Linked DNA regions of Homo sapiens: region 1 is linked to region 2. The links are chromatin loops, found by intact Hi-C in ENCODE. Cell type or tissue: B cell. All regions are shown on one strand. Each heading gives the region's core, and the rest is flanking DNA. Links, peaks and the distances in the headings are about the cores only.

Region 1 (15,645 bases), core at 5,588-10,587, 190 kb before region 2:
GTGGTGCTATCTGCACTCACCACAACCTCCGCTTCCCAGGTTCAAGTGATTCTTCTGCCTCAGCCTCCCGAGTAGCTGGGATTACAGGTGTGCGCCATTGCACCTGGCTAATTTTTGTATTTTCAGTAGAGATGGGGTTTTGCCATGTTGGCCAGTCTGGTCTTGAACTCCTGACTTCAGGTGATCTGCCCACCTCAGCCTCCCAAAGTGCTGGGATTACAGGTGTGAGCCACCGTGCCCAGCCGGCTTTAGCATTAACAGAGGCTACATTTAATAATAGAAACTGTTCTCCATCTGTTGGCATCCTATATCTTATTTCTCAATTGGTTCCAATCTTAGGGAAGAAAGATGAAGTTGTTGATTGACCTTTTAAAACCCAAATCCTGCTGGGTATAGTGGCTCATGCCTGTAATCCCAGCACTTTGGGAGGCTGAGGTGGTAGGATTGCTTGAGCCCATGAGTTTGAGACCAGCCTGGGCAATATAGCGAGACTTTGTCTCTGCTTTTAAAACAACAACAACAACAAAACAACAACAACAACAACAACAACACCACTACCCTGTTTCAGTTTCTGGTCTATTTAGAGCTTTTCCTTCCCATAGATGAGGACACTTGATGTGGATTTTCAGGCCTATCCCTGCCCCATTTTCTGCTACAAATGGGTTCTGCTTGGACCTTCTACCAAGTCCTGTCACCGTCTTTTGTATTTAGACTTTGTCATTGTACGTAGGTCCTTAGAATTTAGCTTCTGCCTTATATGCAAGTGTCTCTCTCCAGGAGCCCTCGGTCCTAGTATCTTGGGTTCCGCTCTGGTAACCTACCTAGGTCTCTAGTTCCTTTTTCAGGCTGGGCCCTTGCAGGTTCCCCTCTACATTAATTTCCTAGGGCTGCTGCAACCAATTACCACAAACTTGGTGGTTTAAATAACAGAAGTTAATTTTCTCACAGTTTTAGATGCCACAAGGCTAAAACCAAGGTGTCAGGAGGGCTGATTCCTTCTGGGGGACCCCCAGGGAGAATCCATTCCATCCCTCTCTCCTAGCTTCTGGTGTCTGCTGGCAATGCTTGGCACTCCTTAGCTTGTGGCAACAACATTCCAAGCTCTGTCTCTGTCTTCACATGATCTTCGCCTATGTGTGTCTCAATATCTCAAATCTCCCTTTTCTTATAAGGACACCAGTCATTGGGTTTAGGGCCCACTCAGCTATAATTGCACTGCATTAAGGATCTCAAGATGAGATCCTCAATTACATCTGCAAATATTTTATTTCTGAATAAGATCACATTCACAGGTATAGGGATTAGGACTTGGACACACCTTTTTGGGGACACAATTCAACCCACTATATCCTCTTGACTTCTTATTACAACTGGAGAGAACCTGTGATTCCATGATAGACTTCCTGAAGCTGCTTGCCTGGAATTTTATATTATATTATTTTACTTTTTGGAGACAAAGTCTCACTCTGTCTCCCAGGCTGGAGCACAGTGGTGCAATCTCGGCTCACTGCAACCTTCACCTGCCTGGGTTCCGGCGATTCTCCTACCTCAGCCTTCCAAGTAGCTGGGATTATAGGTGTGCGCCACCACGCCTGGCTAATTTTGTATTTTTAGTAGAGACAGGGTCTCGCCATGTTGGCCAGGCTGGTCTTGAACTCCTGACCTCAGCTGTTCCACCTGCCTCGGCCTCCCAAAGTGCTGGGATTACAGGTGTGAGCCACCACCCCCCCACCCCCGCCACCTTGCTTGCCTGGATTTCCGAATGCCAGATGCCTTGGATGCTCCTTTCTGTCACCATTTGCAACAACTAAATCTTACGGCCCCTTTTGCTGACCGTGTAGACGCCATCTAGAGATGGTGGCCCACTTTGGATGCTAAGTTTGACTGCCACATTGAACTTCTCTTGTCAACACAGCACAGGCTCAGTGACCCCAACCCCCCTATACCCCTCTCAGTATTTATCATGTCTCATTGAGTGGGCCTGGAACTAGGGTCTGCATATCTCCATTGGCCCTATCTGATTAAAGTGATCATGACCTATTGTATTCTGAAGTGCTACGCAAGAAGTGCTAGACCTCTTGGACTGATTTTCATGACTGGGCGTGGTGGCTCATGCCCACTTTGGGAGGCCAAGGCAGGAGGATCATTTGAGTTTAGGAGTTCGAGACTTACATTGCACACCTGGGCAATGTAAGGATACCCTATCTCTATTAAAAATAAAAATAAAAAGTTGGCCAGGCGGGGTGGCTCACACCTGTAATCCCAGCACTTTGGGAGGCTGAGGCGGGCATAGCACTTGAGGCTAGGAGACCAGCCTGGCTAACATGGTGAAACCCCAGCTCTACAAAAAATACAAACATTAGCCGGGCATGATAGCTTGTGCCTGTGGTCCCGGTACTCAGGGAGCTGAGAGGTGGGAGGATCATTTGCACCCAGGAGGTGGAGGCTGCAGTGAGCCTTGATCATGCCACTGCACTCCAGCCTGGGTGGCACAGTGAGACCTTGACTCAAAAAATAAAATAAAATAAATAAAGAATTAGCTGGGCATGGTGGCATGTGCCTGTAGCTGCAGCTCCTAGGGAGGCTGAGATGAGAGGATCACTTGAGCCTGGAAGATGGAGGCTGCAGTGAGCTATAATCACACCACTGCACTTCGCCCACAATCCCTCGCACTCTTCCTTTCCAACTTGGGCCCCTCAGAATGCCTCCCGCAAAGAAGGGTGGTGAGAAGAATTACAGTTCTGCCATCAGTGAGCTGGTGACCAGAGAATATACCATCAACATTCACAAGCGCATTCATGGAGTTGGTTTCAAGAAGAGTGCCCCTCGGGCACTCAGCGAGATCTGGAAATTTGCCATCAAGGACATGGGAACTACGGATGTGCACACTGATACCAGGCTTAACAAAGCTGTCTTGACCAAAGGATTAAGGAATGTCCCATATGGCATCCCTATGCTTTCAAAAATCTACAGACAGTCAATGTGGATGAGAACTAACCACTGATTGTCGAATATATCAAATAAAATTATAAAACTGCCTTCCAAAAAAAGAAAATCACACCACTGCACTCCAGCCTGAGCAACAGAGAGAGAGAAACTGTCTCAAAAAAAAAAAAATCAAAATAATGAGATAGAGTATGTTAAAATGTCTAGCTCAGTGTCTGGCACACAGAAACAATGAGTTACATATATTGAATACTTTCTATGTTCTAGGGACTGTGCTAAGCACTCTACATGTATTATCTCCTTCAAACTTCACAATAACTTAATTTTGATCTGCACTGGACAAATAAGGAAATTAAAGCTAGAGTAACATTAAGCAGATTGTCTTATAGATACTAAAAGAAGTGAGATTTGAACCCAGGTAGTGAGAGTCTGGAGGTTGTCCCCTTTATCAGCACACCAAACCACCCCAAAACATACTGGTTGAAAAAAAACCAAAATTGAATAAAATTTTTGTAAGAATTTGGATCAGTCCTTGTCAATCAACCAAAATGAGTAGAATTTTAGGAAATGTAAAGTTTTGAAACTTTACAAAAGTTTTTGAAAATGAGTAGGATGCAATAAAAACTGGACATAAATCTTTTGGCTCTTTTTTGTTTGTAAATAGATTTGTGAGTACAATTTTATTTATTTATTTATTTATTTATTTGTTTGTTTGTTTGACAGGGTCTTGCTCTGTTGCCCAGGCTGGAGTGCAGTGGCACAATCTCAGCTCATCAAAACCTCCATCTCCTGGGTTCAAGCGATCTTCCCATCTCAGCCTCCTAAGTAGCTGGGACCAAAGGCATACGTCACCATGCCCAGCTAAGAGGTACAATTTATATATATTAAAATGTATTTGCTAGCCAGGCGCGGTGGCTCACGCCTGTAATCCCAGCACTTTGGGAGGCTGAGGCGGACAGATCACCTAAGGTCAGGAGTTCGAGACCAGCCTGACCAATACGGTGAAACCCTGTCTCTACTAAAAATACAAAAATTAGCCGGGTGTGGTGGCGTGCACCTGTAATCCCAGCTACTCAGGAGGCTGAGGCAGGAGAATTGCTTGAACCCGGGAGGCAAAGGTTGCAGTGAGCCGAGATTGAGCCACTACACTCCTACCTGGGTGACAGAGTGAGACTCCATCTCAAAAAAAAAAAAATGTATTTGCTGTAAGAGTACATTGGGTTTTGACAAATATATCTGTCTGTGAAAGCACTACCACAATCAAGGTACAACATTTTCCCATTGCTCCGGAAAGCTCCCTCCTGCCCTTTTGCAGTCAATTTCCCACCACATCACCTCTGGCCCCAGGCAACCACTGATCTGCTTCCTGCCCAGTCTAGAATTTCATATGAGTAGAGGGATACACTATGGACTCCTCTGTGCCTGGCATCTTTTGCTTAGCATATTTTTGACAGCCATGCACCTTGTGGCATGTATCAGTGGTTCATTCCTCTTTACTACTAAGTAGTGTTCCCTTGTATGAGGATACCAATTTAATTCTCCATTCATCTGGTGATGGACATTTGGCTTATGGATTAGTCAGGAGATAGAAACCAGTAATTTGAACACGAAAATTTATTATAATTGTTAGCTAGTAAAAAGTGGTTAACAACAACAAGGGGTAAAAGAGGGTTCTAAGGTGGCTCAAACCTGTAATCCCAGCACTTTGGGAGACTGAAGCAGGTGGATCGTTTGAGCCCAGGGGTTTGAGACCCGCCTGGGCAACAGGGTGAAACCCTGTCTCTACCAAAAATACAAAAAACTAGCTGGGTGTGATTGCACATGCCTGTGGGTGGTCCCAGCTCTTTGGGAGGCTGAGGTGGGAGGATTGCTTGAGCCAGGGAGGTGGAGGCTGCAGTGAGTCGAGATTGTGCCACTGCCCTCCAGCCTGGGTGAGTGACCCGCCACCCCCCCAAAAAAGAGGGCTGTAAGGGATCGAGAAGTAGCAAATACGATGAGGAGAATGGACTCTCCAAAATATTTAAGTCGTGTTAAGGAGAGGAGAGGTTATTTTTCTCTTTTGATGCTATGACAATCCTTGTCAACACCGTTCTTCACCACCACACTCCAGCCACATATAAACAACCAAGAAAGAAGGGATTGATTGCTAATGTAACTATTTAGAGCCCAAAACATTCATTGGACCACATTTTACTGGTAGTCAGAGTCACCATGTGCCACCAGCTTAGCAGTGCTATCAATCTCTCATTCCTCCACTTCCGCAGACCGTGGCAGGACTCAGCTATCCCAAGCATGCCATGCCGTCCATTTGAGGCTTTACCAGTAAGTCCTTTGGAGACAGCAGATCATTGCTCAGATTTTTGTTCACTGAGCTAATTTACTTCTCTGTCATTATTTCAGAGGACAATCTGCATATAATGATACATAGCTAATTCTTGAGTATCCTTTCAACTTCGTTTCATTGTAGCTTAATGCAGAATATACTTACACAGTGTCATCCTGAAGTGATAATTAAAAAAGTATACGGATATTTTCAAATTAGTGTTTAATTTTGTAATGTGTGACTATTTTCCTAAAAGCTTTAGGAAAGATTTTAGGAATTCTATTTTTATGAGATTAGTATATTTTAATTGCATGCATTGTTTGTTGGTGATTCAATTTTTTTCACCTTAAAAATATTAATGTGGGGCTTACAAACTCATAAATCAGTTACTGGTCAAATTTAAAAAAAAAATGACGTGCCTTGGCTAGTGCAAACAGTAAATCAGTTTTTTTACTGTGTTTGTTTGATTCGCTTGGAATCTAACAAACATTCTGTAAGAAGTTACCACCGAAGACAGGAGAAACAGATACCTGGCACTTCCTTCCTTACTAATGAAATGTTATGCATTTCAGTACTTTCTACGTGAGGAAAAGCAATATTGCATAAGAGTAATTAAAGTGTTCACAATTAGGTCCATACTCTGGTTTCTCTTCAGATCGTATACGTCTTTTGTCTTTTACTAAAGATTTCCGTGGAAGGGAACAATTCTGAGTTTTTGACTAAGTTTTGTTTTGTTTTGTTTGAGACGGAGTTTTGCTCTGTTGCCCAGGCTGGAGTGCAGTGGTGCGATCTTGGCTCACTGCAACCTCTGCCTCTTGGGTTCAAGCCATTCTTCTGTCTCAGCCCCCCAAGTAGTTGGGACTACAGGCACTCACCACCATGCCAGGCTAATTTTTGTATTTTTAATAGAGACAGGGTTTCACCACGTTGGCCAGTCTGGTCTTGAACTCCTGACCTCAGGTGATCTGCCCCCTTCGGCCTCCCAAAGTGCTGGGATTACAGGCGTGAGCCACCGTACCTGGCCTGACCAAGTTTTGAGGCCTTGCATATGTGGAGCTTATTTTTATTTTTATTTATTTTTTAATCTTTATTTTATTATTATTTTTTGAGACAGAGTCTCACTCTGTCACCTGGAGTGCAGTGGCATGATCTTGGCTCACTGCAACCTCTGCCTCCCGGGTTCAAGTGATTCTCGTGCCTCAGCCTCCCAAGTAGAGCTGGGATTACAGGTGTGCACCACCACACCTGGCTAATTTTTGTATTTTTAGTACAGACGGGGCTTCACCATGTGGATCAGGCTGGTCTCGAACTCCCGACCTCATGTGATCCACCTGCCTCGGCCTCCCAAAGTGCTCGGATTACAGGTGTGAGCCACCATGCCCAGCCCAGGACTTATTTTTTAAAAAATGTTACAGATATTAAAGTTTGTATATTTTTCTGGTAGAATCAACAACCTGTTATCACCTAGATAACTGCTCTTCTTTCAACACTCAAATATAAATTGAGGGGCTAAATAGGACCAGAGTTCTGCTAGATACCAGAAAAGTGAAGAACCACAGAGTCCAACTCTTGCTCTGTGGAGTTTACAACACAGCTAAGAAGACACAGAAAAGCCATTACAAGTGTTTTTGAAGAAGTACAGGGTGCAACATGACCTAAAGGTCAATTACCCAGACTGTGGCTCACCCTGATTTCTTGATTCTTCTTGTATTTTCTTTTCTTTTCTTATTTTTTTTGAGACAGTCTTACTCTGTTGCCCAGGCTGGAGTGCAGTGGCGCGATCTCGGCTCACTCTAATCTCCGCCTCCCAGGTTCAAGTGATTCTCCTGCCTCAGCCTCCCGAGTAGCTGGGACCACACGTGCGTGCCACCACACTGGCTAATTTTTTGTATTTTTAGTAGAGACAGGGCTTCACCATGTTGGCCAAGATGGTCTCGGTCTCCTGACCTCGTGATCCGCCCGCCTTGGCCTCCCAAAGTGCTGGGATTACAGACATGAGCCACTGCACCCGGCCAATTCTTCTTATATTTTACTAATTATTATTTTATTGATTTTTTTTTTTTTTTTTTTTTTTTAGTAGAGACGGAGTTTCACCATGTTGGCCAGGCTTGTCTCAAACTCCTGACCTCAAGTGAGCCTCTCGCCTTGGCCTCCGAAAGGACTGGGATTACAGGCTTGAGCCACTGCACCCGGCCTCATTTTATTTTTATAGAGACAGGGTCTCTCACTATTTTGCCCAGGTTGGTCTTGAATTCCTGGACTCAAATGCTCCTCCTGCCTTGGCCTCTCAAAGTGCTGGGATTACAGGCCTGAGCCACCATGGCCAGCCTCTTTCATTTCAAAATTGAAGAAAGAAAGTGAAGATACAAGCTACATTAAATGATGGTATGCACGCACATGTATCTTCTAGGAAGAACATTATTCAGTCAAATAATCGAGGTTCTCTCAGGCAACCTCTCTGGAAGGTTTGCTTGTATGTCTAGTGGTAGATGCCCCAAATCCCCAAAGAAGAAAGCAGGGAGTGGTGTGGAAGGGGTTGCCATGTGGAGATGAATTGCATTCAGTTTTCTATCTTTTAAGTTTTATTTTTACTTACATGGCCGGGCACAGTGGCTTATTATGCCTGTAATCCTAGCACATTTGGGGGCCAAGGCGGGAGGATCACTTGAACCCAGGAGTTTGAGAGCAGCCTGGTCAATACAGTGAGACCCTGTCTCTTAAAAAATTATTTTTTAAATAAATAAATGTTATTTTTTTACTTAGATGGAGACAGAGTCTCCCTCTATTGCCCAGGCTGGTCTTGAACTCCTGGTCTCATGTGATCTTCCTACCTGGGCTTCCCAAAGTGTTGAGTAAATTACAGGTGTGAGCCACTGAGCCCAGCCAGTTTTCTTTCAAAGGAAAAAGAACTGGTTGTCGAGTTCCTTCCGAGAAGGCAAAAGACAGCTGAGCAGGGCAAGAAAGCCGTGCCTTTGGGAGGAGCAGAGTTCATGGTCTAATTCCTGTTGCTTTAGCCTCCGATTGTTACTTGCGGGGAGAGCCGATAACATCGGATGGGTACAGGGCTGCGGAACTGGAGCGCCTTGGCTATTTACACTGACCTGGAAAATGTCAGGATAAATGACAGAAGGCGGGGGTTGGTGACTGCACTCCTTCTAGAAGTCTCAACGCTTTGTGGGTATTGAGTTGTGTTTTTTCCCCCTCACGGTTGACTTGTCACTAAGTCACTAAGGATGGCCTGTAAATGGGGTGACGGCTGGGGGAAGGGAGGACCTTAAAGTGAGACAGGCACCCCCACACAGGTCACAGTTTAAAAGACGATGGTTCAGACCGTTATGCGAAATGATCTCAGAGCGGCTGTTCACCTTCCCCAAAGCTGCATTAAAAGAAATAAGGATGGGTGACAACCCCTTTAGAAGACAGACCCCCACACTGAGGCTAGCCCTCTTATCGGCTGGCCAGGGCGAGGAGGGGTGTGTGCAGGGTCGCCCTCGATGCCGCAGCCGGGGCCAGTGGGCACGAATGCGGCCCCACGCCAGGCTTGGCCTCCGAACCCGCTAGGCGCGCGCGCACGGTAGAAGCGCGCGCCTCCGTCCCTCGCGAGCGCGCCCCCCACCCCTCTCCGTCGCACGCGCCGAGCCCCGGCGCCCCCGCCCGCCCCGCGCTCCCACAGCCCGAGCGCCGCTCAGCTGACCCGCGGGCGCCAGACGCGGCGGCTCTCAGCTCGCGAGCGCAGCTGCGGCTGCGAGGGCCTCTCAGGCCGACACTCCCCCCGCGCCCCTCCCCCACCCGGCCGGGCTCCGGACCCGCCGCGCGCGAGCCCGCGGCCGCTTCCCCCGCGCCGAGCGAGGAGGCAGGCTGCGGCGGCGAGAGGCGGCTGCGCGGCCATGGGCGCGCCAGTGTCGCCCTAGGGCGGGCGCACAGACCACAGCCGGAGCGGTGGTGGCAGCCTCCGCAGAAAGCCTTCCCGGGCGGCGGCGGCGGCGGCCCCTGGAGCAGCGCGGCCGGGATGAGCGGGAGCTGCGCGGCGCCCGGCCCGGGCTCGGGCTCCTCCCCGGCCGCCTGCCGCTTCGCGCACTACTTCGTGCTGTGCGGGATCGACGCGGACAGCGGGCTGGAGCCTGACGAGCTGGCGGGTAAGGCCAGGGCTGCGGCGGCGCTGAGCCCCCTCAGGGGCGCGGGGGACGCTGTGGGGACGCGCGGGAGGCGGGGTGCAGGCTCCAGACAAAGTCAGCTCCCGGTGGCGCCCTCCCGCCGCTTTCTGGCCGAACTGGCGCTCGGGCGCGATTTAATGACATTGTTATTTATTCCGCGTGCGGGCTTTGCGGCTGCGCCCACCGGGGCTTTCGCCTCCAGGCGCTGGGTTATTAATAACAGGCGCGGGGGTGGCCCCAAGGGCACGGACCCCGCCTGGCGCGCCGGCCCCTTCGCTTGCAGCCGCACTCGGAGGCGGCCGGTGAGTCACCGGGCGCGCGGGCTGCCCCCCGACCGCCGTGCCTGCCTCCCACCCGCCAGCCACCCGGCCCCGGCCGCGAAGTTTCGGCCCCGCACGTGACGCGGCTTTCGGGCCTCTTCGGGAGACGGGGAGTCGGACTCAGCTCGGCTCCCGCCGGGGTAGCGTCCGCGGAGGAGCCGGTGGCCGTGCGGAGCGAGCGCGGGGCGGGGACCGGTCGGACTCTGCCCTCTGCGCCGCCTGCCGCTCTGCGGTGCCGGCCAAGTCACCTTTTGGAATCCTGTGGATTTGGCCGCGTCTGGGAGCTGGCAGGGACCTTTGGACGCTCGGGACCCAGCACCGCGCTTTGTTGACACTGCCTACACTGTTCCCGAGTTTAAATTCAGTTGGGTGCACCGTGTGTTAGTGCCTGGTTTTCCCGGAGGGGTACCGGTCCTTCCGCTTGACTCATTTGATGGCGCAGTGCGGGGCTGTGCTGGGCAAACGACGCCGTTAAAAGGGGCCGCTAAAGGGCGATGGGCGGGGGCAGGGCAGCGGAGTGCGCAGTGTCGAGAGGAGGCCGGGGAGAAACAACTGATTTCATTTTTCACGCCTGTTCCTTTCTGCTTGCCTCCGCGGGATCTGAATCTTGATTTGTTGTTGTTGTTAAATGGGTGAGAGAAGTGACATCTACCGCCTGAACTTTGTGTTAAAGACTTAGGTCATAGCCTTTCAGAACAACTTCCTTTGGACAAATAATTCCTTATTGATTGCACTAACGTAAATTTTTCGCTTTTCCTTTGGTGGGGGTGGGGAGACTGGGAAGAATATATTAAATAATAAACAATAGTAAACAAAACTGTTCAGCCTTAAAATACAGTCCCCATCAACCCACGTCTTGGCTATCTTCTTCTTAACTCAGCTTCAGAGCAAAACATTTTCTTTTTTTCATATTCTTCGGAGGTAGAAACACAAAACATTTTCAACAAAAACTGTAAGTCTAGTTTTAGTTAAAAAAAAATTTGGAGAGATAATAGAATACCAAGTTTTTCCGTATGTGTAATTATGTAATCACATTGTTTCTTCAACTAAGATTTCATGTACATGTTAAGAATGGCTTTGTTAAAGGATATGAAGAAAAAATGTCTGCAGAGAGATTTGGAGAGATTCTTCTCGAGATTGGTGAAGGAATATTGTTATTTTTCTAGACTCCTTTCTTCCCTAAAGATCCTAAACATTTGTGGCACCAGGGTCACTTGGAGGCCTTCTGTCAGTGATGACTAATGAAAGGAAAAAAGCCTGTATTTTTCTTTTCCGTTTGCCTACTGAAGCTAAAACTGTACCTTTTAGGTGTGACCTAGGACTCTTTAGGCACAGAGAGAATGATGTTAACAAAACCATCAATTAGACTTTAATGCATTTTTAAGAAACAAACTATGATGTCTCTTTTTGCAAAACTGTGTGAGTGTGGGTGATTGGGATTTCTGCTTCTCATAATATTTAATGTATTCAGGTAATAATGTATTTTGCCTTGTAATATTTCAGTATCATTCATCCAACAGTTTTGAAAGCATCTATCTGTAGTCGGTTTTTTAGGCACTGGGGACAGCTGTGAAGAAAGCAGTCAGAAATCCCTGCCATCATGGAGCATACGTTCTAGTGTAAAGAGATAATGAAAATACAATCATCTCTCCGTAACCATGGGGGATGGATTCTAGAGTGTCCCCCACACCAAAATCCTCGGATGCTGAAGTCTCTTATAATAAAATGTTGTAGCATTTGTATATAACCTATGAACATTTTCCTGTACACTTTGTCATCTCTAGATTACTTACAATACCTGTTACGTTGTAATGTTATGTAAATAGTTGTTATACTGTATTGTTTAGGGAATAATGACAAGAAAAGAAGTCTGTACATGTTCAGTACAGATGCAACCATTGTAGGCCTAACTACATTTTCAATCTGTGCTTGGTTGAATCTGTGGATGCGGAGTCCACGTGAAGTGCCGACTGTATATAGTTCTCCAGATGTTAATAAGTGCTATGAGGAAAAATAAAGCAGGGGAGTGGATTTAGGGACATGCCAGCAGAGTGGTGGGATGGTGGGGTTGTGATTTTAAATAAGATGGTTAGGGAAGGCCTCACAGGGAGGGTGACATTTGAACAGAGCCTTGAAGGACATGAGGAAGCAGGCCAGATGGATCACCTGGGGGCACAGCATTGCACGCAGAAGAAACAGCAAGTGCGAAGACCCTGAGTGGGACAGTCACTAGTTTGTGCTGGTAACAGCAAGGAGTCCAGTATGGCTGGAGCTGAGGGAGAGGGAGAGTAGTAGGTAAGATCAAAGAGAAAGGGCAGGGGAGATTGTATAGGGCCTCATGCAGTTTTTAGGCTTTTAACTCTGAGATGGGAAAGTATTGGAAGGTTTTGAGCAGAGTAATGACAAGATCTGATGTGCCTTCTAAAATGACTGTTGTGGCTGCCATGTTGGGTAGACTATATCAGGGCAGGGGTAGAGGCAAGAGACCAGTTAGGGAGCTCTTTCAGTATTTGAGGTGAGAGGCTGGATGCTGTGGCTCACGCCTATAATCCTAGCACTTTGGAAGGCCGAGGCAGGTGGATCACTTGAGGTCAGGAGTTCAAGACCAGCCTGGCCAATATGGTGAAACCACATCTCACCTGAAAATACAAAAAGCTGGGCGTGGTGGCACATGCCTGTAATATCCCAGTTACTCTGGAGGCTGAGGCAGGAGAATCGCTTGAACCCAGGAGGTGGAGGTTGCAGTGAGCTGAGATCGTGCCACTGCACTCCAGCCTGGGCAACAGAGGGAGACTCTGTCTCAAAAAAAAAAAAAAAAAAAAAAAAAAAAAAAAAAAAAAAGGTATTTGTGGTGAGAGAAGTTGTTGGCTTGGTGAAGCAGCAGGAAGGACTCAGATTCTAGATAGATGTTGAAGGTAGGCCCAACGAGATTTGCTGATGATTTATATGAATATGTATGAATTCTATGAATATGGTAGTCATATTCAAAGAAGTGATCAAAGATGACTCCAAGATTTTGGGGCTGAACAATTATAAACTTCTCTCCTGAAATAGGAAGACTGATGGAGAATCAGACTGGAAATCAGTTCAGTTTTGGATGTATTAAGTTTGATGTGTCCATTAGACATTCAAATGGAGATGTCACATAGACAAGACATCTCTTGGGGGAAGATCTGGACTGTAGGTATAAATTTAAAGCCATGAAATTACTTAAGGGTTGAGTATAGATAGAAAAGAGAGGAGGACACGCAAATGATTGAGCCCTGGGGCCATTCTAGCATGCATAGGTGGGGAGGATGAGGAGGAGGAGGCAACCGAGGAGATTAAGGAGTGTGGATAGTGACATGGCAGGAAAACAGGAGAATGTCATATCATGTTCTCAACTAAGAATTTTCTTGACTATTTCCGTAGAGCAACATTTGGGGATCATGAAACTGTGTTAGGCAAATTAGCCAGAAGGTAGTTTCTGTTTTGCTGCATTAATTTCAAAGTTAATGATAGTCAAGTTTCTATTTTGCCTTGCTGGAGCTGATCTGTCTTTATCACACTTTCTTAGCAAGTTGTCACCGTGCCTCTAGAAGGTCTTAATTGACTTCTATTAAACATAAATTCTACCAGTTGCTTCATAGACTTTCTTAACATACGCATATTCCTAGAATTCACACTCTGCAGGTGGTGGGACATTGAAATCAAAGACAACAACAGTTAAATAGACTAAGACCTTATAATAAAACTTATCAAGGCTTCAAATGGTTTTTAGACCCTCCTAGTAAAACCAAGCTTAAACAGCAATGGAAGAGACTTCTTTCATCTCAAATACGTAGAACTCTTAATAGCTGAAAATAATTTAACTATATACATAAAAATATATTTTAAAATGGAGGACTTAGAAACTTTATGGTGATGTCCACATGTATATACTGATATACTCATATTACCTGTCGTCCTTTCTGTACCACATCGAAGTTCTTGTGCTTCTCCTACCCACTGTATATTTTCAAGAGGTACTTTGCCCATGAACAAAACGTCCTTTGGGAGAAATGTTTAAATTCCCTTTAAATATTAAAGATAAGGAAAAGGTTTCAAAACGAGATTCTTTATTGCATGTAGAAGAAAGGAGGTATAAATGGAGGTAAATCATGCAATTAGTTGATGTCAGGGAAGGCAGACATCATTTTGAAATCTTATTTTATAGCTTTTATTTCCTTTAAGACCTGGCTGTAGGAGTACACATGGCTTAATTTACAGCAGTCAATCTTTTGAGCAATGGGAAAATGAAGGACATGATAAGGCCTTGATTAAGTAAAATAAATATACAAGCCCTCTAAGAGAGAAGGGACTTTGCCTCTTTCGTAGTACCTTATATACAGTACACAGTGTTTAATAAGGGAATGAATATAAGTTTACATGAGTCTACAAATTATGTGATGACCAGAATATTCTTAAAGTGTTCCCTTGGTAGCCTGGATTCAGCCCTCCTAATAGTTGTCGAAGTCTGATGGATGAGATCTCTGCCATAGAACTTTGTTTAGATCTTTTCCTTAGTGTCTCTCTCTAGCTATTTTTAGCTTTGGTTGTGTTGGGTGTGGTTTTCAAAAGAGCGTAGAGACGGTGGAGACCATGATCTGAATTCAAATAAGCAGAACATTTAGTCAAGACTGACAGAATATCATGTCACGTTAGTTCTTGAAGGGACCTTAGACATATTTATGGTAAAGAGACTGAGGCTCAGAGATTAAGGGCCCTCTCAGATTACATTTGATCAGCAGTAGACACCTGACTAGTGCCTGGTGGTTCCAGTCCACTATGCTCCATAGTTATTCTATTTAAACTCAGAAAAAAGATGAGCTTGACTCATTCAACAAGCATTTCAGGATTGCCCTTATTCCAGACTGAATGTCATAGTCAAGACTGTGCTGAAGTGTGTTTTTTAAAAACAGTGGCCGGGTGTATAGGCTTAATTGGGATAGAAGCTGCCGTGATCCAAATACCATTGATACTGTGTCAATTGTTAGCTTTGTTGACATCCTTGGCTCACAATAGGTTCTTGGGAGTTTGGAAGGTCTGCCCCGGGTAGCTCAGGGGCTGGGGAAGGAGTAGTACAGGGATCAGCCTTCATTTTAATGAGGCCAAAGAAGATTCAAGATCTGGTTGCTGTGTGCTAGTTTGGCTCTTTGTCCCCAAACCTCATGTTGAAATTTGATTCCTAATGTTGGAGGTGGGGCTTATTGGGAGATATTTGGGTTATGGGGGCAGATCCCTCGTTAATGGCTTGGTGCCCTCCTAGAGGTAATGGGTGAGTTCTCCCTTTATGAGTTCCCACAAGAGCTAGTTGTTAAAAAGAGTCTGGCACCACTCCCCTACCCTCTTCGTTCCTCTCTCTTGCTATGTGATCTCTAATTGGCTAGCCTTCTGCCATGAGAGGAAGCAGCCTGAAGCTCTCACCAGAAGTAGATGCTGGCGCCATGCCTCTTGCGTAGTATAGCCGCCAACTATTTCTTTTCTTTTTCTTTCTTTTTTTTCGGGGAGGGTGGGTGGGGGGTGTGGGACAGAGTCTCTGTTACCCAGGCTGGAGTGCAGTGGTGCAATGTTGGCTTATTGCAGCCTCAATCTCCTTGGGCTCAAGCAGTCCTTCACCTCAGTCTCCCTAGTAGCTGAGACCACAGGCATGTGCCACCATGCCTGGCTAATTTTTGTATTTTTTGTAGAGATGGGGTTTTGCCATCTCTACAAAGATGTTGCCTAAGCTGATCTCAAACTCCTGAGCTCAAGCAGTCCACCCATCCTTGGCCTCCCAAAGTGCTGGGATTACAGGCAGTGAGCCACCATGCCTGGCTGCGCCATTTCTTTATAGACTACCCAGCCTCAGGTATTTTCTTTATAGCAACACGAAAACAGACTA
Region 2 (15,645 bases), core at 4,926-9,925:
CAGGCGTGGTGGCACATGCCTGTAATCCCAGCTACTTGGAGGCTGAGGCAGGAGAATCGCTTGAGCCTGGGAGACGAGAGGTTGCGGTGAGCCAAGATCGTGCCATTGCACTCTAGCCTGGGCAATAAGAGCAAAACTGTCTCAAAAAAAAAAAAAAAAAGTGATTTATGCTCATAGTGGCCAAAGTACAAAGAGGAAAATGATAATCACTTACAATCCTGCTATATAAAGAACACTAAGTATTTCACATTTTCTTCTGTACTTTTCTTCTATGCATGTTCTCTTATTAAGATACACTATATGTGCGATTCAATATCATCCTTTTTATTAGCTTAACAGTGTACCATAAACATTTCACCGTATCAGAAGAGTTTAAAATCTGAAGTCTGAATGCTTGTGTTCAAATATTGCCTTCTCTAGTTAGTGTTTGAATGACCTCGGACAAAATATTTAACTTTCCTGTATCTCTCTTTTCCCCATCTGTAAAATGACACTAGGCTGGGTGTGGTGGCTCACTCCTGTAATCCCAGCACTTTGAGAGGCCAAAGTGGGAGGATTGCTTGAGCCTGGGAGTTCAAGACCAGCCTGGGCAATATAGTGAGACCCCATCTCTACTAAAAATAAAAAATTAGTTGAGTGTGGTAGCGTGCACCTGTGGTCCCAGCAGCTTGGGAGGCTGAGGTGGGAGGCACACTCAAGCCCAGGAGGTCAAGGCTGCAGCGAGCTGTTACTGCATCGCTGCACTCCAGCAACCTGGGTTATAGAACGAGACCTCATCTCAAGAAAAATAAATAAATAAATAAATAATAAAAAGGCACTAATAGACTTACCTCATAGAGTGAGAATTAAATGTATTAATACCTATAAAACACTTGGGAAAGTGCTTAAATGTAAGTGTTTAATGAAATCTTTGCCCCATTTCATCTGTTTCTTTAGGACTGAATCCTAAAAGTAAAATTGATGAGTCAAGGGGTATGATTGGTTTAAAGTAATTGTTACCTGAATTGCTTTCCTGAAATTTTCAGTCTCACCAACTGTGAGAATGGCATTCATTTCTTCCTTGTCAACACTGGTCATCACTTTTAAGTCTTTATTAGTTTGATAGATAAAATAGATGCATTTTTTCCTTAATTATTAGGTTAAAAGTGTTTTATTAACTGTTTATATATCCATTTTTATGAATTGAAATAGAATGAATCTATTTTTTCAAGATTAAAGGTGTTTGTCTAAGAGGAGCTATTTATTTTTAGTCAAGGCTTAATGAGGGCCAGCCCCAGTGGCTCATGCCTATAATCCCAACATTTTGGGAGACTGAGGCAGGAGGATTTCTTGAGTCCAAGAGTTCAAGACCAGCCTGGGCAATATAGCGAGACCCCATCCTGGAAAAAAGACATAATGGGAAAGAAACAAAAGAAAAAAAATGGCCGGGCATGGTGGCTCATGCCTGTAATCCCAGCACTTTGGGAGGCCGAGGCAGATGGATCACCTGAGGTCAGGAGTTGGAGACCAGCCTGGCCAACATGGTGAAACCCCATCCCTACTAAAAATACAAAAATTAGCCTGGCGTGGTGGCACATGCCTGTAATCCCAGCTACTCATGAGGCTGAGGCAGGAGAATCACTTGAACCCAGGAGGCAGAGTTTGCAGTGAGCTGAGATTGCACCATTGCACTCCAGCCTGGGCAACAAGAGAGAAACTCTGTTTAAAAAAAAAAAAAAAAAAAAAAGACATAATGAAAAGTACATGATACTACTGTCTTGGTTTTTTTTTTTTTTCTTTGATACTACTGTCTTGTGCTTGTCTTACCCTTTCCTAGGAAGCTTTATAAGCGATATGCTTTTCTACGTTGCGAAGAAGAAAGAGAGCAGTTTCTTTACCACCTTCTTTCTCTCAATGCTGTGGACTATTTCTGCTTCACCAGTGTGTTCACCACTATCAGTAAGTCTAGAGAATTGACCGTTAAGGGTTACTGAGGTGACCAATGCAATAAAAGCATTTATATTTTTTAAAGCAAGATATGCCATAGTACATGTGACATTGTGACATACGCCCAGGTCTCTGTTTAGGAGTAAAGGATATTCCCCAAATGCTAAGAGTGCTACAGGAAACCCTTGGCTGTCAGGCTTTAGAGAACGCCTTACTGAAGAAAAGTACCTCACTGGAGATGATACCTTCTGTCAGTTCCAGCCAGCATCCCATGACTGAACAAAGGGCTGTCCCGGAGCTCACCATGGGGGTTAGATAGATGAGGATTTCATTGAGACTGCATCGAAGCTTAACATCTTGCTTAACCAATCCTGCTTTCCTTCTCACATGTTGGTCCCAGGAGCAGCATTGTCCATGCTAATTTCTGACTCAGAGATTTCTTCCCAAGAAACCCAGTCTTTGATAGGAAATGTTACCTACAATAGATGAGAAAAGGAATGTTTTATTAAGTAAATATTTCAATATCTTAACGAAAACACATAAAATCAAAGTATCTGTGTGTTAATAATAAACTTATGCAATTGGACATCATTCAACTTTGGAAGGAAATGCTGATTGGAGAATTTTTTTTTTTTTTTTTTTTTTTTTTTGATAGAGTCTCACTCCATCACCCAGGCTGGAGTGCAGTGGCACGATCTCAGCTCACCGCAGCCTCCACCTCCTGGGTTCAAGGAATTCTTGTGCCTCAGCCTCCTGAGTAGCTGGAATTACAGGCACGCCCCACCACACCCGGCTAATTTTTGTATTTTTAGTAGAGATGGGGTTTCACCATGTTGGCCAGGCTGGTCTCGAACTCCTGACCTCAAGTGACCCACCTGCCTCAGCCTCCCAAAGTGCTGGGATTACAGGCATGAGCCACCACGCTGGACCTGGAGATTTTGTTGTTTTTGTTGTTGTTATTGTTTTTGGTTTTTTTGAGATGGTGTCTGGCTCTGTCACCTAGGCTGGAGTGCAGTGGTGGAATCTCAGCTCACTGCAACCTCCGTCCCCTGGGATCAAGCGATTCTCCTGCCTTAGCCTCCCAAATCACACATCTGTATATAGGCATATGTCACCATGCCCGGCTAATTTTTGTGTTTTTAGTGGAGACAGGGTTTCACCATGTTGGCCAGGCTGGTCTCAAACTCCTGACCTCAGGTGATCCATCCGCCTCAACCTCCCAATGTGCTAGGATTACAGGTGTGAGCCACTGAGCCTGTCCAAGAGATGTATTTTTTATAGAAAGCCGAATGATAGCATTTATTCTTTCCTTCATTGCTAATTCTTATTTGCAGTGGGTCCTCTTCCTTACTTTGGAGAATTTTTACTTGTATCAATTAGGAATTGCATTTAGCTGCAAGTATCAGAAACTTGAAAACCAGTGGTTTACAGCATAGTAATTTCACTTACATAATAAAGGTCTCAAAGTAGGCAGTGGGCAGTGCTGTCACGGACCCAGGCTCATTGTCTTTTTCCTGTTAGACATGCTCTGTGTGTGCTAGTTACCTCATGGTTTCAACATGGCTGTTCTCAGCATACCTTCCAGCAGGAAGGAGAGAGTGCCAAGGAGGGGCAGGATCTGTGCTAGAAAGACATAATTTTCCAAAAAATCTCAATAAATATCACTAACATTTCACTGGCCAGAATTGTGTAGGTTTTGGCTTTCCAGTCTCTGGTAACGGAAGACAAAGGAAAAGGGAATTGGAATGGGGATTAGGCCATCCTGTAATGCCTGTCAAGTTACTATTCGTTGATTAGGTTACTGCAGGTGTAAGAAACTAAAAAGTTATATACAGTTTTAAAATTGGGCCGGGCGCGGTGGCTCAAGCCTGTAATCCCAGCGCTTTGGGAGGCCAAGGCAGTTGGATCACAAGGGCAGGGGTTAGAGACCAGCCTGACCAACATGGTGAAACCCCGTCTCTACTAAAAATACAAAAATTAGCTGGGTGTGGTGGTGGGCGCCTGTAATCCCAGCTACTCAGGAGGCTGAGGTAGGAGAATTGCTTGAACCCGGGAGGCGGAGGTTGCAGTCAGCCGAGATTGCGCCACTGCACTCCAGCCTGGGCGACAGAGCGAGACTCCGTCTCAAAATAAATAAATAAATAAATTAATTAATTAATTTAATTAAATCGAAGAGGCCAGGCACAGTGGCTCACACCTGTAATGCCAGCACCTTGGGAGGCCAAGGCGGGTGGATCACATGAGGTCAGGAGTTCGAGACTGACGTGGCCAACATGGTGAAACCTCATCTCTACCAAAAAATACAAAAATTAGCCGGACGTGGTGGCGCTTGCTTTAGTCCCACCTACTCAGGAGGCTGATGTGGGAGAATCACTTGAACCCGGGAGGCAGAGGTTGCAGTGAGCCAAGATCACACCACTGCCCTCCAGCCTGGGTGACAGGTTGAGACTGTCTCTAAATAAGTAAGAAGTAGTAGCAGTAGAGGATTCCTAAAATCCTCCTTATATCTGTAGATTTCTCTTCATCTGAGTAACTCTTTCAATTTGAGGAATTCTTCATGAAAGAAATTTTTAAATTTAATCATATTGCTTTTTCATACTTAAACTATGAAATCACTGTTGTGCATCTGTGGGCCTTTTGCAGCCACAGAACTGCTGACCCTAAACATGCCTTTTTCTGCAGATTTTCTTAGCAGTGCAAGAAATGAGAAAAGCCTCTGGCACCTAAAATAAAGTCTTAACACTAACCTCTTCTGCTTTCAGTTTCAAAACCCATTTGATTCTGATGATTACTAAACCGTGAATATATGGCCTTTTCTCTGACATTTTCCTATCCTAAAGCCAAAATAAAAGGACACAAAGGGAGACTCTTCACCTAACATAAAGAAAGTCTTTTATGTAAAATTAGGGAAATGAACCATTTATCTCATTTGTTTTCCTCATCTAAGAGTGCACTGAACCATGAGCTCATATTGTGAGGCTATATCTAGGCACCTTCTTTAGTAAATGTTTTTCATCCTACTTGTAGATCTTTCACGGAGGGCTTCTAACACCCCCTCTTATGATCAAATGGGCAGAAATCCCAAGGATAACAACAAATATTGATTCTACCCTACTTAAAAAAAAAAATGGCTGGGCATGGTGGCTCACACCTGTAATCCTAGCACTTTTGGAGGCCGAGGTGGCGGATCACCTGAGGTCAGGAGGTCAAGACCAGCCTGGCCAACATGGGGAAACCCTGTCTCTACTAAAAGTACAAAAATTAGCTGGGCATGGTGGGCGCACACCTGTAATCCCAGCTACTCCAGAGACTGAGGTAGGAGAATCGCTTGAACCCGGGAGGCGGAGGTTGCAGTGAGCTGAAATCGCCCCACTGCACTCGAGCCTGGGCATCAGAACAAGACTTCTTCTCAAAAAATAAATAAATAGTGGCCAGGTGCGATGGCTCACACCTGTAATCCCAGCACTTTGGGAGGCCTTGGTGGGTGAATCACGTGGTCAGGAGTTCAAGACCAGCCTGGCCAAGATGATAAAACCCCGTCTCTGCTAAAAGTACAAAAATTAGCTGGGCACGGTGGCAAGCCCCCGTAATCCCAACTACTTGGGAGGCTAAGGCAGGAGAATCACTTGAACCCGGGCGGCAGAGGTTGCAGTGAGCTGAGATTGCACCACTGCACTCCAGCCTGGGAGATAGAGTGAAACTCTGCCTCAAAAATACATACATACATACATACATACATACATACATACATACATACATACATGGCAGGTGGCTCATGCCGGTAGTCTTAACACTTTGGGAGGCCAAGGCAGGCAGATCTCTTGAGCTTAGGAGTTTGAGACCAGCCTGGGCAACATGGCAAAACCCTGCCTCTACTAAAACTACAAAAAAATAGCTGGGCGTAGTGGTGCACACCTCTGGTCCCAGCTACTGGGGAGGCCGAGGTGGGAGGATCACTTGAGCCCAGGAGGTGGAGATTGCAGTAAGCTTGAGATCGTGCCACTGCACTCTACCCTGGGTGACAGAGCGAGACCGTGTCTCAAAAAAAAAAAACTTTAAAATTTTACAATCAGGCCAGGTGCAGTGGCTCATGCCTGGAGTTCCAGCACTTTGAGAGGCCAAGGCAAAAAGATCGCTTGAGTCCAGTTCAAGACTAGCCTGGGCAAAATAGTGACATGCTGTCTCAACAAAAGAACAATTAAAAAGTTAGCTAGGGGCCGGGCACGGTGGCTCATGCCTGTAATCCCAGCACTTTGGGAGGCCGAGGTGAGCAGATCACCTGAGGTCAGGAGTTCGAGACCATCCTGGTCAACATGGTGAAACCGCATCTCTACTAAAAATACAAAAAATAGCTGGCCGTGGTGGTGTGCAGTTGTAATCCCAGCTACTCAGGAGGCTGAGGCAGGAGAATCGCTTGAGCCCGGGAGGCAGAGGTTGCAGTGAGCCGAGATCATGCCATTGCACTCCAGCCTGGGCCACAAGAGCAAAACTCTGTCTCAAAAAAAAAAAAAAAAAGCTAGAGGTCGGACGCGGTGGCTTATGCCTGGAATCCCAACACTTTGGGAGGTTGAGGCCGGTGGATCACCTGAGTTCAGGAGTTCGAGACCAGCCTGGCCAATATGTCAAAACCCCTTCTCTACTAAAAGTACAAAAATTAGCTGGGCGAGGTGGCAGACGCCTGTAATCCCAGCTACTTGGGAGGCCGAGGCTGGAGAATCACTTGAATCCAGGAGGCAGAGGTTGCAGTGAGCCAAGAATGTGCCACTACACTCCAGCCTGAGCGACAAGAGTGAAACTCTAAATAAATAAAGTTAGCCAGGTGTGGTAGCGTGCACCTGTAGTCCCAACTGCTGGGGAGGCTGAGATGGGAGGATTGCTTGAGCCCCAGAGATCAGGGCTGCAGTGAACACTGATTGGGCTGCTGCACTTCAGACTGGGCGACAGAGCTACATCCTGTCTCTAGAAAACCAACAAACAAAAAACCAGAAATGTATGGCTGTGATGGACAAAAATGCTTATGTGCTTAAACCATCTGCCCCCTTTTTGTTTTGAGATAGGGTCTCGCTGTGTTGCCCAGGCTGGAGTGCAGTGGTGGGATCAGAGTTCACTGCATCCTTGACCTCCCTGGCTCAAGGGATCCCCCCTCCTCATCCTCCTGAGTAGCTGGGACTACAAGTGTGTACCACCAGACCTGGCTAATTATGTTTTTTATTTTGTATAGAGACAAGGTCTCACTTTGTTGCCCAGGCTGGTCATGAACTCCTGAGCGCAAGTGATCTGCCCACCTCAGCCTTCCAAGGTGCTAGGTAGGATTACAGACATGAGCCCCCGTGCCTGGCCCTGTCTGCACTTTTTTTTTTTTTTTTTTTTTTTTTTTGGAGATGGAGTTTCACTCCTGTTGCCCAGGCTGGAGTGCAATGGCACAATCTCGGCTCGCTGCAACCTCTGCCTCCCGGGTTCAAGCGATTCTCCTGCCTCAGCCTCCTGAGTAGCTGGGATTACAGGTGTGTGCCACCACACCTGGCTAATTTTTGTATTTTTAGTAGAGACGGGGTTTCACCGTGTTGGTCAGCCTGGTCTCAAGCTCCTGACCTTGTGATCCACCCACCTCGGCCTCCCAAAGTGCTAGGATTACAGGCCACCACATCCAGCCGTTTTCTTTTTTCTTTCTTTTTTTTTTCTGAGGCAGAGTCTCACTCTGTTGCCCAGGCTGGAATGCAGTGGTGCAATCTCAGCTCACTGCAACCTCTGCCTCCCGGGTTCAAGTGATTCTCCTGCCTGAGCTTCCCAAGTAGCTGGGATTTCAGGCGCCTGCCACCACACCCGGCTAATTTTTGTACTGTTAGTAGAGACGGGGTTTTGCCATGTTGGCAAAAAAAAAAAAGAAAAAAAAAGAAGGGAGGACATGCATAACATCTAACCTCTCGTGCTTCCACATTTGAGCAAAGGACAGTGATAGGGCAGTGACATCTAGTGGTCTGTCTGTGGAAGAGCCTCCCTGGGCTCCTCTTGCGTGTGAGTCACCTTAATAGCTTTCAAAGTTGTGGTTTATAGACTTCACGATATGTCCAGAGTGGAGGTTCCATTGTTTATTATTTGTGGTTTTTGCATATTGTTCTGTAAACTTGGGACAGGAAAGTTCTGAAATGCAGTGCTTTAAAGCATTGCCCAAGAAACTCAATACTGTCCAAGAAGTCATCCACCCCTCTTTTTATATAAAACCATATCAGTAATCATGTTCATTTCTATTCAATTTTGTTACAAAATTAATTTTTAAGAAAATTTAAGCAATGAAAACACAATATACACAGTCAGTGTTCACATCTTTAGGTATTCTCGTGCTAATGCTTGAGATTGTTCATACGTTTAATGTTGATATATGCATCATACATACATGATGATATACATGCTGTGAAAACCACTGCTACGAGTATTGAGACTTCTGGTTTGCAAACTAGATCTCATCTTTCTAGACTGAAAGGTTATGATCTCAACTTTTCGTATAAGTACATCTTGATAGCTCATAAAAAGCAAATTATCAATGAAAACCAACAAGAGTTCTTAATATATGTTTTGTTATAAGGAGAATTTTATTCCCGCTTTTTAATTAATTTCTGCATTTTTCTTTCAGTGATTCCGTATAGGTCAGTGATCATCCCAATCAAAAAGCTGAGCAATGCAATAATCACATCAAACCCTTGGATCTGTGTATCAGGAGAGCTGGGAGACACAGGAGTAATGCAGATTCCCAAAAACCTCCTCGAAATGACCTTTGAGGTAGGTTCAGCTAATACCTTTCCTAGAAGAATGTATCACGTGTAGTTTTACAGATGATTCTGTCTGGCTTTTTCATTTTTCCTTGAATCAAATAAAATAGAGGAACACTCAAAGCGTGCAGGATCATTTTTGTGATTATATGTCTAAAGTTGTCTTAAGCAGCTTATATACTAATTTGTTTTGCATTTTCATTGTTAAGCTCTATTTTTCACTTGTAATGATGTGCTTTGGGGCTTTCTAGGTCTTCTCCTACTATTTTCAGGGTCTAGCACAGATTCTAGCAAGCAGGAAATATTCAAATAAATGTTTTCCCCGCGGTGGTTCTCCTCCCTACTGTAAAATGTTTTCTGCCCAAACCTGGTCATCCTTTGGCAAAAGGACAGGAGAGCTGATATTCATGCTTATGGATTTTTTTTTTTTTTTTTTTGAGACGGAATCTTGCTCTTTCGCCCAGGCTGTGCAGTGGTGTGATCTTCACTCGTTGCAACCTCCACCTCCTGGGTTCAAGCATCTGCTTACTGGTTTTAGACCACATGGTGACATTTATAGAATGATTCTATAAAAATGCCTTTTGGCCAGGCGCAGTGACTCATGCCTATAATCTCAACACTTTGGGAGACCAAGGTGAGCAGATTGCTTGAGCCCAGGAGTTTGAGACGACCAGCCTGGGCAACATGGTGAGACTCCATCTCTACAAAAAATACAAAAATTAGCTGGGCATGGTGGCATGCACCTGTAGTCTGGGTACTTGCAAGGCTGAGGTCACTTGAGCCCAGGAGACAGAGGTTGCAGTGAGCCAGGATTGTGCCACTGCACTCCAGCCTGGGTGACAGAGTGAGACTGTGTCTCAAAAAACAAAACAAAACAAACAGCCACCTTTTAATATTGTAGTCAATTTTCAGTCTTACTTGGTGAAATAGTTCCATGGGGTTAAGCCTGTACACAGGTTGATCTTGGTGGAGGAAGAGGACAAATAATTGTTGTGTTTGAGGAAGGAAATGGTACGAACTGAATGTCCCATTCTCATGTTCCTTGGGGTCTCGAAATAGCAGTTTCCACTTAGAGTCATGATGCCCTCCCGCCCCCAGGAGCCCAGTTTGGCCTTATCCATGCAGTAGACTCAAAGCCACCTGTATATAAAATATTAAAACCCTTGGCTTTTCTTCATCTAACAATAATGAAAGTACATTAAAACCCCCATCATTGCCATTTCTAAGCTGTCTCTCTCATGTCTACCTACTTCTTTCCATCTCTGCTGCACAACTAATTCAAGATGCCATCATCCCTAAGTTAGAGCATGGTGATGCCTTCTCACTGAGATACAAAGAATAAAGTGCTTTAAGAACTCGTAGCTCTGGCCGGGCCAGTGGCTCACGCCTGTAATCCCAGCACTTTGGGAGGCCGAGGCAGGCGGATCACCTGAGGTCGGGAGTCTGAGGCCAGCCTGACCAAAATGAAGAAACCCCCTCTCTACTAAAAACACAAAAATTAGCCGGGCATGGTGGCACATGCCTGTAATCCCAGCTTCTCGGGAGGCTGAGGCAGGAGAATCGCTTGAATCCGGGAGGCGGAGGTTGTGGTGAGCGGAGATTGCACCATTGCACTCCAGCCTGGGCAACGAGAGCGAAACTCTGTCTAAAAAAAAAACAAAAAAAAAAAACTCGTAGCTCTAATGGGTACAAAAAAATAGAGTGAATAAGACCTAGTATTTGCTAGCACAGCAGGGTGACTATAGTCAACAATAATTTAACTGTACATTTTAAAATAACTAAAAGTATAATTGGATTGTCACACAAATGATAAATGTTTGAGGTGACAGACACCCCATTTACCCTGATACAGTTATTAGGCATTGCATGCCTATATCAAAATATCTCAATTAATCCATAAATATACACATCTACTAGGTACCCATAAAAATTAAAAATTAAAATTAACCAAAAAAAAGAACTTACAATTCTGATGTTGTCATCCAGCACATTGTTGGGGTCAGTGATCTTTTCATTATCAGATTTTAGAAGTCAGAATTTAATTAGTATTCATTTTTGCTATTCCTATTATCATTGCTTTATTTTGTACTTGTCCACAAAGGACCAGTGAAGATAACTTATTGATAACTATGCCTTTTAAAAAATAGCTTCAAAGACTTCTAGTATATGAGGTCTGAGGTCAGTTCTGCCTTAGTATCTTATTGGAACAGAAAAATATCAACATCTCATGTACCCTATAAATATATATACCTACTGTGTACCCACAAAAAATTTTCTAAAAAAGAAAAGAATATCAGTGTCAGTGATTTTTAAAATCTATAATTGTTTTCTTGACCTCTTTGTAACAAAATCTAAATAGCATCTTTTTCCTGTTTTTAGAAATTATTCTTACCCTTCAAGGCACAAGTCACTGTCTGTGTTGTTTGTGGGTTCCCCAAGTAGAAGTAACTGTTCCTTCCCCAGCGTTCTTCTAGCACTTTTTACATCTCTAATCTAGCACTGTGTGCAGTGCCCCTCATTTGGTAGTTAATGTCCATATGTCTCCTATCTCATTATGTGGGAGCTCCCTGAGAGCAAGGAATATATGTGAATATATTTCTCTAGTGCATAGCTGAATACATTATGCAGGGTTTGTCTCTGCAGTTGTTAAATTAGACGGAACCAAAGTACCTGTAAAGCTGAGATGTAACAGGATGGGATTGGGTACTAAATAACCTAAGGTCCTGTCCCTACAGTGCCAGAACTTGGGGAAGCTGACCACTGTTCAGATTGGTCACGATAACTCAGGACTGTTAGCCAAATGGCTAGTGGATTGTGTCATGGTCAGAAATGAAATCACAGGACATACATACAGGTAAGTAAATGGCCTTGGGAACTCAGAATTCTTTGTTTTAAGACTCTTCAGGTAAGAAAAGGTTTAAGAATTGTAGGCCAGGCACAGTGGCTCACACCTATAATCCCAGCACTTTGAGAGGCCAAGGCGGGTGGATCACCTGAGGTCAGGAGTTTGAGACCAGCCTGACCAACATGGTGAAACCCCATCTCTACTAAATAAAAAAAAATTAGCAGGGCATGGTGGTGTACGCTTGTAATCCCAGCTACTTGGGAGGCTGAGGCAGGAGAATCGCTTGAACCCGGGAGGGGGAGATTTCAGTGAACCGAGATTGCACCGTTGCACTCCAGCCTGGGCAACAAGGTGAAACTCCATCTCAAAAAAAAAAAAAAAAAAAAAGAATTGTTTGAACTCTTCCACTGCCTTCTGAATTTTAGGGTTTTTTTTTCCAGGTGAGGGGGGCAATTTTTTTTTTGTTTATGTCATACAAAATTGCCCCCCAAAAAACTTTTTTTTTTCTTTCTCTCTCTTTTTTTTTTTTTTTTTTGGGCTGAGACAGAGTTTCACTCTTGTTGCCCAGGCTGGAGTGCAATGGCGCAATCTCGGCTCACTGCAACCTCTGCCTCCCAGGTTCAAGCAGTTCTCGTGCTTCAGCCTCCCGAGTAGCTGGGATTACAGGTACCTGCCACCACGCCCGGCTAATTTCTGTATTTTTAGTAGAGATGGGGTTTTGCTATGTTGGCCAGGCTGGTCTCAAACTCCTAACCTCAAGTGTTCCACCCACCTTGGCCTCCCAAAGTGCTGGGATTACAGGCATGAGCCACCATGCCCAGCCTCAAAAAACTTTTTAAAACAACAGATGTTTGCTGCTATTGCTTAGTCCACAAGTGTTGGAAAGATTAATATAACTCTCAGAAAAAAAAGAAAATAAAAAAGAAGCCTAAAATAATTTCAGTGGGAGGAAAAGATCTCTTGGATTCCACTAGTCACAGCCAACACTACTCTATGGAAACATTGTCCTCTTTTCTTCTGTGCCTGAACTCCCAAATTAATTTCTAGTTTGAAAATATTCTGACCGGGTGCAGTGGCTCACACCTGTAATCCACACACTTTGAGAGACTGAGATGGGGGGATCACTTGAGGCCAAGAGTTCAAGACCAGCCTGGGCAATGTAATGAGACCTCTCTATAAAAAACACAAAAATTAGCCAGGTGTGGTGGTGCACACCTGTAGTCTCAACTACTCAGGGGGCTGAGCGGGAACCCTGTCTCAAAAAAATAAAAAATAAAAAACTTGTTTTCTGTCCTACCAGATTCCCATGTGGGCGGTGGCTGGGGAAAGGCATTGATGATGGGAGCCTGGAGAGAATTCTTATTGGAGAGTTGATGACATCAGCATCAGATGAAGATCTAGTAAAGCAGTGTCGGACTCCACCCCAGCAGAAGTCACCCACCACGGCTAGGAGATTGAGCATCACTTCACTGACAGGAAAAAACAACAGTAAATTTATTTAAATTTTTCTTATGTGCTCCTATGATGTAGGCTTCATGTGACCATTTGATAGAAAACAGTTGTGTTAATGAATGTAGTGAGGAGATTTTAAAAAGAAGAAAGTTGAGGAAAATTCATAAATATTCAAAAGCCGGAAGAGTTTAGATGTTAAAATCTAATTTTTTAAAAAACTTGCATGCTCTGTTTTTATTAAGCTGTGGAAATATGAGTAAATATTTTACCTGAAACTTTTATTTTTTGAGACAAGGTTTCACTCTGTTACCCAGGCTAGAATGCAGTGGCACAGTCTCAGCTCACTGCAGCCTCTGCTTCCCGGGTTCAAATGATCCTCCCACCTCAGCTTTCCAAGTAGCTGGGACTACAGGCACACAACATCACACCTGGCTAATTTTTGTATTTTTTATAGACTGCCTTTCGCCATGTTGCCCAGGCTGGTCTTGAACTTCTGAGCTCAAGCGATCTGCCTGCCTCAGCCTCCCAAAGTGCTGGCATTACAGGCGTGTGCCACCAGACCTGGCCTTGCCTGAAACTTAAAAGAGAAATAATAATAGTTATATATTACAGTACTCCCAGATAGCCATATCTAGCCTTTTTTTTTTTTTTTTTTTTTTTTGTGAGATGGAATCTCACTCTGTCACCCAGGCTGGAGTGCAGTGGTGCGATCTCAGCTCACTGCAACCCCCGCCTCCCGGGTTCAAACGATTCTCCTGCCTCAGCCTCCCAAGTAGCTGGGATTACAGGTGCCCGCCACCACATCTGGCTAATTTTTTATATTTTTGGTAGAGACAAGGTTTCCCCATGTTGGCCAGGCTGGTCTCAATCTCTTGACCTTGAGATCCACCCGCCTTAGCTTCTGAAAGTGCTGGGATTAGAGGCATGAGCCACCACGCCCGCCCCAGTGTCTCTTATTCTAAGAGATTAAAATTTCCTTCTACCCCTTCTGTCCCAACTTTCTTCCTATAGTAAGGATGAAACAAAATACTATAAAGGAGTGAATTTTATGAATATTATACTATGTTCATGTGTCATTTTTAGTAATATAGTAAACTTCTAATTTATACTAATGTAGGCTTTAATAGACTAAATTACTAATGTAGGCTTTAATAGACTAAATAATGTCTCCCAAAAATATAAAATTCTAACCTCTAGAATCTGTAAATATTGCCTTATTTGGAAAAAGGATTTTTGCAGATGTGATAGGGATCTTGAAATAGGAGATTGTCCTGGATCACATCTACGTGGACCCTAAATGCCATCATATGTATTCTTTCCCAACACTTTGGGAGGCCGAAGTGGGCAGATCACTTGAGATCAGGAGTTTGAGGCCAACCTGGCCAACATAGCAAAACCCCGTCTCTACTAAAAAAACAAAAATTAACCAGGCATGTGGTGCATGCCTGTAATCCCAGCTCCTCAGGAGGCTGAGGCATGAGGATTGCTTGAACCCAGGAGGTAGAGGTGAGGTTGCAGTGAGCCGAGCTCATGCCACTGTATTCCAGCTTGAGTGACAGAGTGACACTCTGTCTTTTTTGGGGGGGTTTTTGGTGCCAATTTTAAATAGTTTTATTTAAAACATTGCATTTTCCACTTACAATACAGTGTTTATAAAGTGCAATGTTATTTCCTTCCCCTGTGCATATGTTCCACATTCAAGTATTGAGAAAAATATGGAATGCTTCACCAATTTGCTTGCCATCCTCGTGCAGGGGCCATGCTAATAATCTTCTCTGTATTGTTCCAGTTTTTTAGTATATGTGCTGCCGAAACAAGCATGACTCTGTCTTTAAAAAAAAAAAAAAAAACAACAACAACAACAACAAATGCTGGCCAGGCATTATGCTGAGGTGGGTGGATCACCTGAGGTCAGGAGTTCAAGACCAGCCTGACCAACATGGCGAAACCCCGTCTCTACTAAAAATACAAAAATTAGCTGGGCATGGTAGTGTGCACCTGTAATCCTAGCTACTTGGGAGGCTGAGACAGGAGAATTGCTTGAACCTGAGAGGTGGAGGTTGCAGTAAGCCAATATCGTGCCACTGCACTACATGCACTACAGCCTGGGCAACAGAGTGAGACTCCGTCTCAAAAAAAAAAAAAAAAAAAAAACAAGGAATGCCAACAGCCACCAGAAGCTAAAAGAGGCAAGGAAGGGATTTTCCCCTAGAATTTCAAGGGAATACAGCCCTGCTGACACCTTGCTTTTTTTTTTTTTTTTTTTTTGGCCCAGTGATAACTAAATTTTGACTTCTGGCCTGCAACAAAATGTATTTCTGTCACTCAAGCCACCAAGTTTTGTGAGTCTATTACAGCAGCCACAGAAGGCAGCCACAGAACATGAATATAGAGGCGGTATTTAGGGAAAAATCACAGAAGTTTATCAGTGAAGGGGCTTTTTATCTATAGATTATAACCACAAGTAGAATAACAAAGGTACCTAATAGGTCCTTAGTTTATTAACAAAGCAGTTTCCCTAGATTCTTCTATTAGTCTCTATCCATTTGCTAGCACATGATTGTGTATTAACTATGAGTGCAGTTTTTTTGTTTTTTTGTTTTGTTTTGTTTTGTTTTGACTGAGTTTTCGCTCTTGTTGGCCATGCTGGAGTGC

The links. A loop is a pair of places that touch in the nucleus more often than their neighbours do. Peaks named below come from ENCODE experiments on the same cell type or tissue, not always from the same donor. Only the 100,000 strongest peaks of a DNase experiment are listed, where the experiment ranks them.
Region 1: a loop joins it to region 2, with 8 times the contacts of the local background. A loop is called at or near these places in 15 of 110 quality-filtered maps.

The regions. Positions count from the first base shown.
Region 1 is chr12:31,584,466-31,600,110 of GRCh38, reverse strand. It overlaps DENND5B (DENN domain containing 5B), which reads left to right and starts at 8,975. Exons shown (of 21, transcript NM_144973.4): 1 at 8,975-9,405. The coding sequence starts at 9,279. It overlaps DENND5B-AS1 (DENND5B antisense RNA 1), which reads right to left and starts at 10,188. Exons shown (of 3, transcript NR_046909.1): 1 at 9,992-10,188. It also overlaps the pseudogene RNU5F-4P and the pseudogene RPL31P50. RefSeq lists enhancers at 8,165-8,394, 10,375-10,454 and silencers at 8,825-9,114, 9,185-9,454, 9,605-9,944. In B cell, for the core only: no CTCF peak of the experiment used is centred there; DNase peaks (open chromatin) are centred at 8,510, 9,050, 9,550, 10,220 and 1 weaker place; H3K4me3 peaks cover 2,523 bases; H3K27ac peaks cover 2,710 bases.
Region 2 is chr12:31,395,556-31,411,200 of GRCh38, reverse strand. DENND5B (DENN domain containing 5B) reads left to right here. Exons shown (of 21, transcript NM_144973.4): 14 at 1,817-1,938; 15 at 8,558-8,703; 16 at 11,429-11,547; 17 at 12,839-13,026. It also overlaps the pseudogene RNU6-618P. Among named protein-coding and RNA genes, the nearest start is that of LINC02387, 34 kb to the right of the region's middle. RefSeq lists enhancers at 4,901-5,070, 5,951-6,090. In B cell, for the core only: a CTCF peak has its summit at 7,883 (motif pointing left); a DNase peak (open chromatin) is centred at 7,890; H3K27ac peaks cover 325 bases.